Regions from separate parts of the Mus musculus genome. Here region 2 is linked to region 1. The links are chromatin loops, found by intact Hi-C in ENCODE. Cell type or tissue: heart. All regions are shown on one strand. Links, peaks and the distances in the headings refer to the core of each region. The heading gives the core; the rest is flanking DNA.

Region 1 (5,367 bases), core at 214-5,213:
CTGGAAGGAAGAGCAGCCACTGCTCCTAACCTCGGTGCCGTCTTTCCAACCCTGCTTGTTTTTATTTCTAGTTCTTCTTCCCTTGAGTAGAATGATAAGGCACTAAGTCCTACATGAGAAATGTCTTTGTCCCCTATTCAGTCCAAACTCCCCGTCTCAGGCTTGGGAAAGTATGTGTCTCACAGCCAGGCCTAAGTCATGTCTGACACAGCCAATTCTCTTTGACTGGAGGAGGCAGGGGGTTCTAATGGATTCAGCATTTGGAGATTTGGTTCTCTGCCTGCACCCAGTTCTTCCTCTCTTGAGCATAAGCTTTTTTATATGGAAAAGCATCAGGACAGAGATCCTAGAATCAAGGGCCTCTAAGTCACCATGCAGGAACCTAAGAAACAATGAATGAAATCCCTTGGTCCTAGGAAAGTACAACCCACCTGGGTTTTCTTCATCCTTGTGTTGACTGAGTTGTAATTCTCATCAGCTTCCTCCTTCTGGGGCTCTATGGCTGTGGGAGAGACACAAGGATGGATGGGAAGAGGGGTTCCTCCTGAGACTTACAAACATTGTTTGGGAGACCAGCTGCATTCTGTTGGAGGTTAGCCTGATCTACATATTGAACACACACAAACCCATTAATAAAAGTGTAAGCCATATAATAAAATATTTTAAGTGAATTTTTAAAAAGTGATTGGAGACCAGATCAGGGCCACATCTACATTCCAGCTACGTAGTAAGGAGTTTCTTGTTTTCTAACATTTTTATTACATAGTGACTATGAACAGGAATGCCTTCTGGTAGTAATGCATAATGGAGGAGGAGGAGAAGAAAAAAGAAGGAGCGAGCTTTTAATTTAATCTCAGCACTCAAGAGGCAGAGAAAGATGGATCTCCGTGCATTTGAGGCCATCCTGGTCTATATAGGAGGAAGAGGTGGAGGAGTAGGTGAGAAGAGAGAAGGGAGAGGAGAAGGGGGCGAATTCTGAATTTCTGAGATATGTTTTTCTTTGAATTACACCAGTGGGTTCCCACAAGCGTGGAGGAACCTCTCATCTGCTTGCCCAAAGAATACACACTGGCCTGAAAGGATGAGAGCAGTAAGTAATTTTGAATTTAAACTTAAAATAATAATAAAGGAATCTGAGAGGCCATAATGTGCTCTGCAAAGTACCATGGCTTTGATGCCATGGGACAGAGATCCTAGACCCAAGTCTGCTGTGTGACCTGGATCTATCACTTGACTGTATACAACAACTAGATACACCAGCAACTGGGCTGAATCAAAGGGAAAGATATGGCTGAGACCCTTGAAATTCATTCACCTTTTAGCTGCGCCCGGACCTCTCTCCCCAGCTGTTTGATCTCCTCTCGCAGGTTCTGCAGGCCCTGCTTCATGCCTAAACGAGAAAGCCAACACTTCTAAATCACAGCCTCTCCCACAAACCAAAACCAAACCCATCCTGGCCATCACCTGAATAAAACTACATCCCCCATAGTCCACCGGGCTGGCGTGCGTGAGCCCTAGGTTTCGCTTACTCTCCTCGGGAAGAGGCGTGGCCAGGATGGTGACCTGCTGTTTCTCCAACTCCCGGACTTTACTCTCCAGTTTGGCCATAGTCTGCCGAATTGTCTGCACCTAGGAAGGATCACCAAGAGGGCTGAAGACTTAAGTGTCACTCTAGTCCGCCCTACTCCTCGGTTCTCCTGACCCTTACCTTCTGGAAGAACTCGTCGTCCGGGCTGCCCAACCGGGCAGCACCTGAGTGCACCACCAGCGCGACTCGAACCTCATCTTCATCGTCTGAGATGTTATCCCCCTGCCAGGGCCGGAGTCATTGGCGACAGTTGCTCGCTGCGGTTCTCGCCCCGCAGGAACCATGGGCTTCCGGGATTTTCCTTCCTGGCCATCAGCCACCCGCCCGGGACCCAAAACCAGGAGTCCTCACTCCAGCGCGCCCGCCCGGCCCCGCTTCTCCTCACTCCAGGGTGTCCTCACCATCCCGGTTTCTCACCTGCCTCAACTCGTGGGTCCTGTCGCGCATGGTGGTCGGAGTGCCCTGGACCCGAGCCCAAAGGGCCTCAAGGTTCTAAATTTGGAAGTCCTGCACCTCTCTCACACTTGACACCCCCTCCCTCACCCAGCGAACTCCAGTACACCCCGGAGCCGCCAAAGGCCCCACCCCTTTCACCATCCACAGTCGTGGGGAAGAACCCGATCATAGGACCCCCAAAGTTCTACAGGTTGGAATTCCCTTCTCTTCCCCCCATCCTGCTCCCGCAGCTGCCGCCCCGCCCCTCGGGGGATGACTCCGAGCATGCGCGCGAGGGCTCGGCTCGTCCTCGCTAGAGGGAAAGGCGGAGGTCGGAAGCAGTGGCAGCCGAACGGAAGCGAGGCTGCCTGAGTCCAGAGCCCGCCCCGCTGCTCCCCCCCCCCCCACTACCGGAACATCTCATATTGGAGCCGAGATCTAGTTGCCCAAAGGGTTGGGAATGCGTCATTTGCACGCAGTCTGAGAGCCTCGTATCTCACATCACCCCATGGCGCCCCCTCATCACGTGACAGGCCGGGCCCAGCTCCGCGGGCTGCACGCCCGACCGCCAGTCATGTGTTCCGGCCTGTCAGCGACGTCTCGGGCTTCAGTCTCGCGACGTCCCCGACACCCCAGCGTCTGAGCTGTGCCCCAACAGCTTCTTCGAGGTGGGGAAGGGTACACTGCCTACTCTCAGCCACCTACTAAGGATGCTCTGTAGAATTCACTTTTTTGTTGTTTTAATTTTGGGTCCTCGGGCGTGGGCAAAGTGAAGACTTGCATTTGGGGCTGTCAGTATCATGAGACCTTGGAAATCAGGAAATAATAAGACCCGAGTCTCCAGCGTCAGGGAATTGCAGGGTTTTGTAGGCAGAGAATCTGGGGGTGGGAAGTGACCTCAGCCAAGGTGGCGCTCCCCCCGCTGCTCCCCCGCGTCCTCCTGGCACAGCCTCTGACAGGTGGGCGGCCTATGCCCCGAGTGAGCATTGCAGTCCCGCTGAGCTCGCTACCTTCTGAGCAGCACGACAATTCCAGAGCAGCTCAGACTGAGAAAAATGTACTGTTACCTCCGCAGCCCTGCCTTACAGCTGACGTCTCAGCATGACTTGCTTTTCTTTAACGGAATCCCCAACACCAAATTCGGTAGCTGCCACATAGCAGTCCTGCATAGAAGATTTGATCCGAATAGTAGCCTTTCCTGTATTTGAAACTAAAGCCCGTGGCTTCCTGATCTTCTTTACGCTTCTCTCACGGTGCCATTTCCCCAGATTTGTTTGTTTGTTTGTTTGTTTGTTTGTTTGTTTTTCGAGACAGGGTTTCTCTGTGTAGCCCTAGCTGTCCTGGAACTCACTCTGTAGACCAGGCTGGCCTCGAACTCAGAAATCCGCCTGCCTCTGCCTCCGGAGTGCTGGGATTAAAGGCGTGCACCACCACTGCCCGACTTCATTTCCCCAGCTTTGACCCTCCAGAAATACATTCACTTGATAGATTTATTGGACACATACATACTAGGGAATAGATACTGATATGGGCTAGCGACATATCAAGGACCAACAGACCAAAGTCCTGTGCCCTGTGGAACTTCTATTGTATAGAAGCTTCCCCCCCCCCCGCACCCCCCAAAGTCCCTCAGCAGGTGTCAGAACAGCTAAAAATGGGTATTTGAATACCTGAAAGTTCATCAAAAGAAACAATAGTCAGTCCCTTTCTGGTTCTGGGCGAGAAGCCTAGATTTCTGAGTTGCTATGGACTTTTGGAGAGTCATGTTTGTCTTTGGACCTTGGTCTCCCATCTCTGAACTAGGGGTGACTGCAAAGGACTGGGAAGGTCATCAAGACTGCAAATTGTAGGGCTCAGCGGTTAAGAGGTTGAGAGCACTGACTGCTCTTCCAGAGGTCCTGAGTTCAATTCCCAGCAACCACATGGTGGCTCACAACCATCTGTCATGGGATCTGATGCCCTCTTCTGGTGTGTCTGAAGATAGCAACAGTGTACTCATATACATTAAATGAATAAAATCTTTAGGGCTGGAGAGATGGCTCAATGGTTAAGAGCACTAACTGCTCTTCCTGAGGTCCTGAGTTCAAATCCCAACAACCACATGGTAGCTCACAATCATCTGTAATGAGATCTGACACCCTCTTCTGGGGTGTCTGAAGATAGCTACAGTGTAATTGCATATAATAAATAAATAAATCTTTAAATCTTTTAGATAAAAGGCTGGAAATTGTCACATGCAGCCTGACCCCATGCATGGGGCGTTGGTCCTTTCCCCTTTAGAGTATAGCTCGCCTAGAACTGGGAAGGAGGGAGTGAGGATCCTCTGACGCTGACCACCCCACTCAGGGAATGCAGTGTTGCTGCGTTTCTTCAGAAGCCCAGTCTGCCTGGTTTGGTCCCCTGAAGACAATGTGGAGAAAACTGCCTGCTGTGGGGTCTGACTTTCAAGGTCTCATGATTCTGATAGCCTCCACATGTAAGTCCTCGGTCTTCCCAGGTGCCAGGGACCCAAAAGAAAACCAACAAAAGGGGGCTGGTGAGATGGCTCAGTGGGTAAGAGCACCCGACTGCTCTTCCGAAGGTCCAGAGTTCAAATCCCAGCAACCACATGGTGGCTCACAACCATCTGTAACAAGATCTGACTCCCTCTTCTGGTGTGTCTGAAGATAGCTACAGTGTACTTACTATAATAATAAATAAAAAATCTTTAAAAAAAAAAAAAAAAAAAAAAGAAAACCAACAAAAAAAGAACTTTGTAAGGGTATGCTTGCATATTAGCTGCTGCCTCTGGTTAACTGCTGCCGGCCTCATACTCTCTCCTACTCTCTTCTCCACCTCATTCTCTAGTTAGTATTACAAGGGCGTGGAGGGACTCTTGGATACCTGTCACCTAGCCCTGCCTTGAATATTTCATTGTTTCCCTCTGAAATTCAATTTCCTCCTTTGACAACTTGGTCTGACAGTTTCTTCCTTGCTAAAGGTAAGAATTGGATGGCATCAAGAAAGGTTTAGGTGCTGGGCAGTGACAACACAGTCCTTTAATCCCAGCACTCAGACAGCAGAGGCAGAGGCAAAGGCAGGTGAGTTTGAGGTCAGCCTGGTCTACAAAGTGAGTTTCAGGACAGCTAGAGCTACACAGAGAAACCCTGTCTCAGAAAACCACAGAAATTTTCCAAAGGATAAGGTTAGGACTACGGCAGTAGGAGCCTGTAGATGGGTAAGGTTCCTTTCTAGGCTTTGCTCCTGTGAGTTTCATCTCTCTCTGGGCCTTTCCACCATACCTGCCTGTTTGCCAGCCTCTTGGCCCTCAGCTGCGGTTCGGTGCTTCTTTTAAAGTATCTCAA
Region 2 (5,367 bases), core at 108-5,107, 91 kb before region 1:
GAGGACCAGCTAACCTGGGACTGGGGCCCTGAAGGGGAGGAGACCGAGAAACAGACTTGTCCCACACATACTGAGCACGGTGGTGAGCAGGGGTCTGTGAGGCTTCAGGAGTTCCTGGTAATTCTTAGGTCCTGGCGAGATGTTTAGGGGGCAGCCTTGGGACTCCCTCTGACATGGCCGCCTCTCTCTAGCCTGTGGCCTAAGGCCAAAATCCACTCCAGCTGGTGTGTTGTGGCCCTGGCTGACGGAGGTGCATGTGACTGGTGATAGAGTCTGCACTGGGATTCTGGTGGCCCCAGGCTGGGTCCTAGCAGCCACTCACTGTATTCTCAGGTGGGTCTCTCCTAGCTAGGAGGCAAGGTGAGGAAAATTGGGTGATAGATGAAGGATTCTTGCAGCAGTAGGACGTCATCACGCTTAGGCTCACACAGCACAGAGAAAGCCCCCCCCGCCGTGGGTGTTTTTGTTGGGGTGGTTTGGTTTGGTTAGATTTGAGAAGGCAGAAGAGAGAGGAATCACAGAGCAGTTGGTGGGTGGTCCTAGAGACCACTTCAGCCCTGTTCTGCTGGGAAGGACTTCACCAGCTATGGAAGAAATAAGACAGGATGCTGGTTCTGATACTGGTTCCTATTCTCACAGGCTGGGCTCTACAACAGTGCCCTACATTGAAGTATATCTTGGCCGGGCAGGGGTCAGCTCCCTCCCACAGGGCCACCAGGTATCTCGGTCTGTCGTCAGCATCCGTCTGCCCCGGCACTTAGGACTTAGACCCCCCCTGGCTCTACTGGAGCTGAACTCTCGGGTGGAGCCCTCCCCATCAGCTCTTCCCATCTGCCTACACCCAGGGGGTATTCCTTCAGGGGCCAGCTGCTGGGTTTTGGGCTGGAAGAACCCACAGGACAGAGGTGAGAGTCCTTGGGTCATGGGAATAAGGAGTAACCTCGGGCCAGAACCCTTTACAGTTCTCTCTCCTCTCTAGTTCCTGTAGTTGCTGCTGTCTCCATCTTGACACCACGACTCTGTCACTGCCTCTATCCGGGTATTCTGACTCCTGGGACCTTCTGTGTCCTCTATTCAGAGGGACAGGAGGATAGATGTGAGGTACAGGGGCCTAGGGATCTTGGAGCGGGGAGAGGAAAAGTAGTTCTGGGCAACTAGACCCTATTTCGAATAGAAATGGAGTTCCTTGGTATGGGGTTCCAGATAGGATCAAGTATTATTTCGGAGCTAGACCTTAGAGAGACCAGAAACCAGGATTCCTAAGGGCGAGATATGCAGTGCTTTGTGATGGGTCTTTAGGGAAGAGAACCAGATGGAAGTGTGACAGACTCATTTGGCCTTGGCTCCAACTCTGCAGGTCACCTCAGCACCTCCCCTCCTGTGCCAGACTGAGGAAGGTCCCTGGGTTCTCGTGGGCATGGCTGTTCGAGGAAACCGGGAGCTGTTTGCAGCCATTGGCCCTGAAGCTACATGGATATCGCAAACCGTGGGAGAAGCCCATTTTCTTCATCTCGGTGGCTCCTCCTACTGGTCTCCTGAAGGCAGTGACCTCTGCCCCCAAGACTTAGCAGGGTCTGCTAGCTCCCCTAAGGTCACTGCTCTGCTTCTGCTCCTCCTCCTGGCTCCACTGATCCCTCGCTGAGAGCCCGGCTCCTATTCACACCACCCATCAGGGCTGGAATGTGGCTCAACCGGCCAGCTCCCGGGCCTGAAGAGGGCCTCTTCCACCTCTACTGCATCAGCTTTCAGATAATTGGACCTCAGTGCTGGCTACTTTAAATCTAAGAATCCTTGGGGGTGGAGGAGGAACAGACAATAAAAATGTAAATACAGACACGTGGCTTTGTGGCATCTCTTACGCTACAGAGGCGCTGAACACCTCAGAGCTAAGGGGAAAGCCCCAAGGATAGGGCTCTACCCTCTTGGTGACTCAGGCCTTGGGATCCCAGGAAATGTATCCCCTATAACGTGGCAGCTGTTCCCTCATTCCTGCCTCTGGGCGGGGGAGGTTAGGTGGACAGCTGGTTGTGTGTCACCTCTCCATTGGAATTAGTGTCCCCAGCACCTGGAGCATACCACAGCCCCGGCTCTGACTGTCCAAGACTAGGAGGCCTTGGGATGTGAAAGCTAGCCCCAAATATATACCCTAATGTATAATGTACACACACACACAAACACAAGAACCTCTGCACCCTTTAAGAGACTCCCTCCTGCACGTCCTAACCAGTGTCCCCAGGATCAGGGCCACCTCCATGCAAGTCCCTCCTCTGCCCCTACACTCACCAGTTAATCCATATTACTTGCTAACTGGCAAAGCGTGACAACTGGAACCTGAAATACTAAGTTCACCAAGCACTCCCTGTGGCATCTAAGCACACCAGGGCTAGGGATCAAGAAACGGTTAGAGGAGGAAAGAGGTTTGAGCACACAAAGACAGCAAATACTGAGCTGAAGAACACGTGGGAGTCTTTCTCAATGGGTAAACAAAGGGTAGAGTTGGGGGTGGGGTCCAGTGTATTATACAAGCAAAGATGTGGGAAGGGAGACCTAGAGTAAGCTGGTAGGTGGCGCGGGGAAACTGAGAAGGGGAGATGTGGTTAAAGGCTTTCTTTTCTTTCTCTGTTGGGTACCACAGTGAATATTCTCCAAGACTCAAGGAAGTGAGTACAGCCACCTGCTCTCTATGCCCCACACTGAATCTGCCCCTTCCTTTCCCTAAACGCACCGCACGTGACTCCCAGAGTCTTGCCCCTCCCTCCCTCTGATTCACCCCCTCCAGGAATTCTCCGACCCAGGGCTGGGCTGGAATCCAGCTGCAGACAGCAGAGGAAGTAAGGGTCAGTTTTTCCTCAGCTTAAACCTAACCCATATCCATACCCACAGACGGCCGGCACACGGGCTGCCTTTCTGTGAACTCCTGTGCCCTGTTACTCATGTGTACACACACATGCATGCACCAGCACAAGCAAACTCTGAGGCTGCTGCTCTCCAGCCTGTCTTGAGGCAGGGTTTCATGAACCTGGACCTTGCTGGTTCGCCTAGACTGGCTGGGCAGCAAAGCCCCAGGGTCTGCTGACTCCCACCCAGGACTGTCCTGGGGTTGCAGCTGTGAACCGCCACACTCACACTTTACAGAAAGCCAGGGATCGGAACCTGGGTTTTTATGGGCCTGCACGTGGGAATTGCTTTACCACCGAGCCTTCCCTAGGCCTTTCCCTGAACTCCTACCCTACCTACTTCACAACACCCCGGCTTTGTCTTTATTTATTTATTTATTTATTCTTTTTTTTTTCCAAGACAGGGTTTCTCGGTATAGCCCTGGCTGTCCTGGAACTCACTTTGTAGACCAGGCTGGCCTCGAACTCAGAAATCCCCCTGCCTCTGCCTCCTGAGTGCTGCTGGGATTAAAGGAGTGTGCCACCACATCCGGCTTTTTTTTTTTTTTTTTTTAGAGATTTTTCTCTATGTAGCCTTGGCTATCCTAGAATTTGCTATGTAGACCAGTCTAGCCTCAAACTCACAGACATCTGCCTGCCTGTGCCTCCGTGGGACAAAGCACAACTGGCTTTAAAGACACGTGCCACCACACCTGGCCTAACTTTGCCAGTGTTGTTTGGTTGGCATCTTTCCATGCCCTCTGAGGATTTGGTTCCCAGCGTTGTTCTTCCACGAGCCCTGCAGCTACTGTGCAGTTGAGAGTCCCACTAATTGGGTCTATATCACAGCTCCTAATTTGAAATGATTAATCAATAATTGCCTTTTGTTACTTGATTCGAGTCTGACATCCCCACTTCATCATCATCTTAAGGAGGTCATAGATGGTACAGTCTGCCACTTGTGCCGGGTGCACAGATAGGTACTTAGCAAATACTTACCGGATGATTGTCAATAGCCAGCCGTGCTCAACACCTGCAGGAAGGTGTTTCTACAGAGGGCCTGCCACGAATGGCTTTGGCCTGGGGCATTCCCCCATGCTAGTTTTAGATACCTGGCCTGAGGAGGGATGGGAAGGGCTGAGCAGCGGCTGTGGCCCTACCTTAATAAGGTCTAGACCAGGCCAGGTTGTCGGGGAAGAGGGGACTAGGAGTGGGGGGAGGGGGGGTGATAACTGAGTGACCAATAAGACCTGGGGTACTTGGCTGGCCCTTAGGGTTCCCAGTCCTGCCTGGGACTGCTTTCTGACTGTCCAGGATCAGTTTTCCTGTATCAAAAGCACCCACTGCGAAAGGATCCAGGAAAGGACCACAGAGGCCAGAAGCAGGAAAAAAAAAAGCCTGCTTTCCGAGGAGGAGGAGGAGGGCGTGGCTGAGGGAGGAGCCCACAGGTGGTTGGCTCCTGAAGTGCCTGGAGAGGTCTCTGTTGACCAAATTGTAAGGCAGAACAGGTCCACGCTGGTCACTGCAGAGAGACTAAAGGTGTGTCCCGTCTTCCCCCTGGCCATTTTCTGCCGAGAAGCCTGCTTCACCTTCCCAGCCTAGATCCTGGGATTCCTCACTCTGATCCCACACCTAGATCCTGCCTTCAAAACCAGCCTTCTGGTTCTTCCCTTTCTACCTAGGGGCTCCTTCGGGGGGCCCTTGTCCTAGGCCATGGCCCTAAGGGTGGGCCTGGGACTTGGGCAGCTGGAAGCTGTGACCATTCTGCTCCTTCTCGGATTGCTCCAGTCGGGAATCCGTAAGTATGGATCCGCGGGAGGGAGGGTTGGAGAAGGAGCCCCGGTGAGAGCAGGCTGGTCCCCGTGTAGACTGAATTCGCGAATCTCCGTGTTCCTACCGTCTTCCCCTCTTCTCTTGTTAGTCCCCCAAACAAGGAATCACCCTATGGGGAAGCGGTTGGCGTGAAGGGCTCTGGGGACTCAGGCCTCCCTGCCAACTCCTCTCTCTTTCTTTCCCTCCAGGAGCTGACGGGACTGAAGGTGAGGCTTTCTGCGGGAGTTGGGGGAGTGAGGGCACAGCGGCTCGGTGTCCCCTGGCGGGTTGTAGGAACACTTGTCGCCTAGCTGGGCTTGCACTTAGCCACACTAAGTGTCCCAACAGCTCTGAGTGTATGGAATCTTGGCTCTTGTTTTATGAGGAAACTGAGGTAAAGAGATGCAGTGAGCTGTCCGCGGGCATAATCGAAGCCTGACTCTCAGTGTGGGTAGGGGAGGTGGCTCTGAGAAGATCAGCTCCAGTGTAGACTGGTTTCCGGTCTGAGCATAACTATCTAGTAGCCTTGTCTCCTTATCTTTCAAAGCTCCAGTTTCTTTGCCTTGAAAAGCTGTTCAGTTCTGTTCTTCTAGGGCTGTGAGGAAGACCGGGAGATTGGGAAGTGAAAGCCCCTTGGAGCCTAGATGCGCCTCAGCTGCAGTCTGAGTAGTAGCCATTG

Evidence for each region. Hi-C counts contacts between places; a loop is a spot of excess contacts. Peaks named below come from ENCODE experiments on the same cell type or tissue, not always from the same donor. Only the 100,000 strongest peaks of a DNase experiment are listed, where the experiment ranks them.
Region 2: it touches region 1 in a loop (3-fold over the local background); 1 of 42 quality-filtered maps calls a loop at or near these places.

Annotation. Positions count from the first base shown.
Region 1 is chr7:127,838,707-127,844,073 of GRCm38, reverse strand. It overlaps Stx4a (syntaxin 4A (placental)), which reads right to left and starts at 2,266. Exons shown (of 11, transcript NM_009294.3): 1 at 2,006-2,266; 2 at 1,709-1,810; 3 at 1,530-1,629; 4 at 1,316-1,390; 5 at 432-502. The coding sequence starts at 2,035. In heart, for the core only: a CTCF peak has its summit at 4,004 (motif pointing left); DNase peaks (open chromatin) are centred at 1,573 and 2,383; H3K4me3 peaks cover 2,279 bases; H3K27ac peaks cover 2,098 bases.
Region 2 is chr7:127,929,105-127,934,471 of GRCm38, reverse strand. Prss8 (protease, serine 8 (prostasin)) reads left to right here and starts at 4,359. Exons shown (of 6, transcript NM_133351.3): 1 at 4,359-4,674; 2 at 4,898-4,915. The coding sequence starts at 4,590. It overlaps Prss36 (protease, serine 36), which reads left to right. Exons shown (of 15, transcript NM_001319147.1): 11 at 1-82; 12 at 192-333; 13 at 640-905; 14 at 980-1,101; 15 at 1,358-1,834. The coding sequence ends at 1,642. In heart, for the core only: no CTCF peak of the experiment used is centred there; DNase peaks (open chromatin) are centred at 261, 752 and 2,771; H3K4me3 peaks cover 1,322 bases; H3K27ac peaks cover 1,850 bases; H3K27me3 peaks cover 728 bases.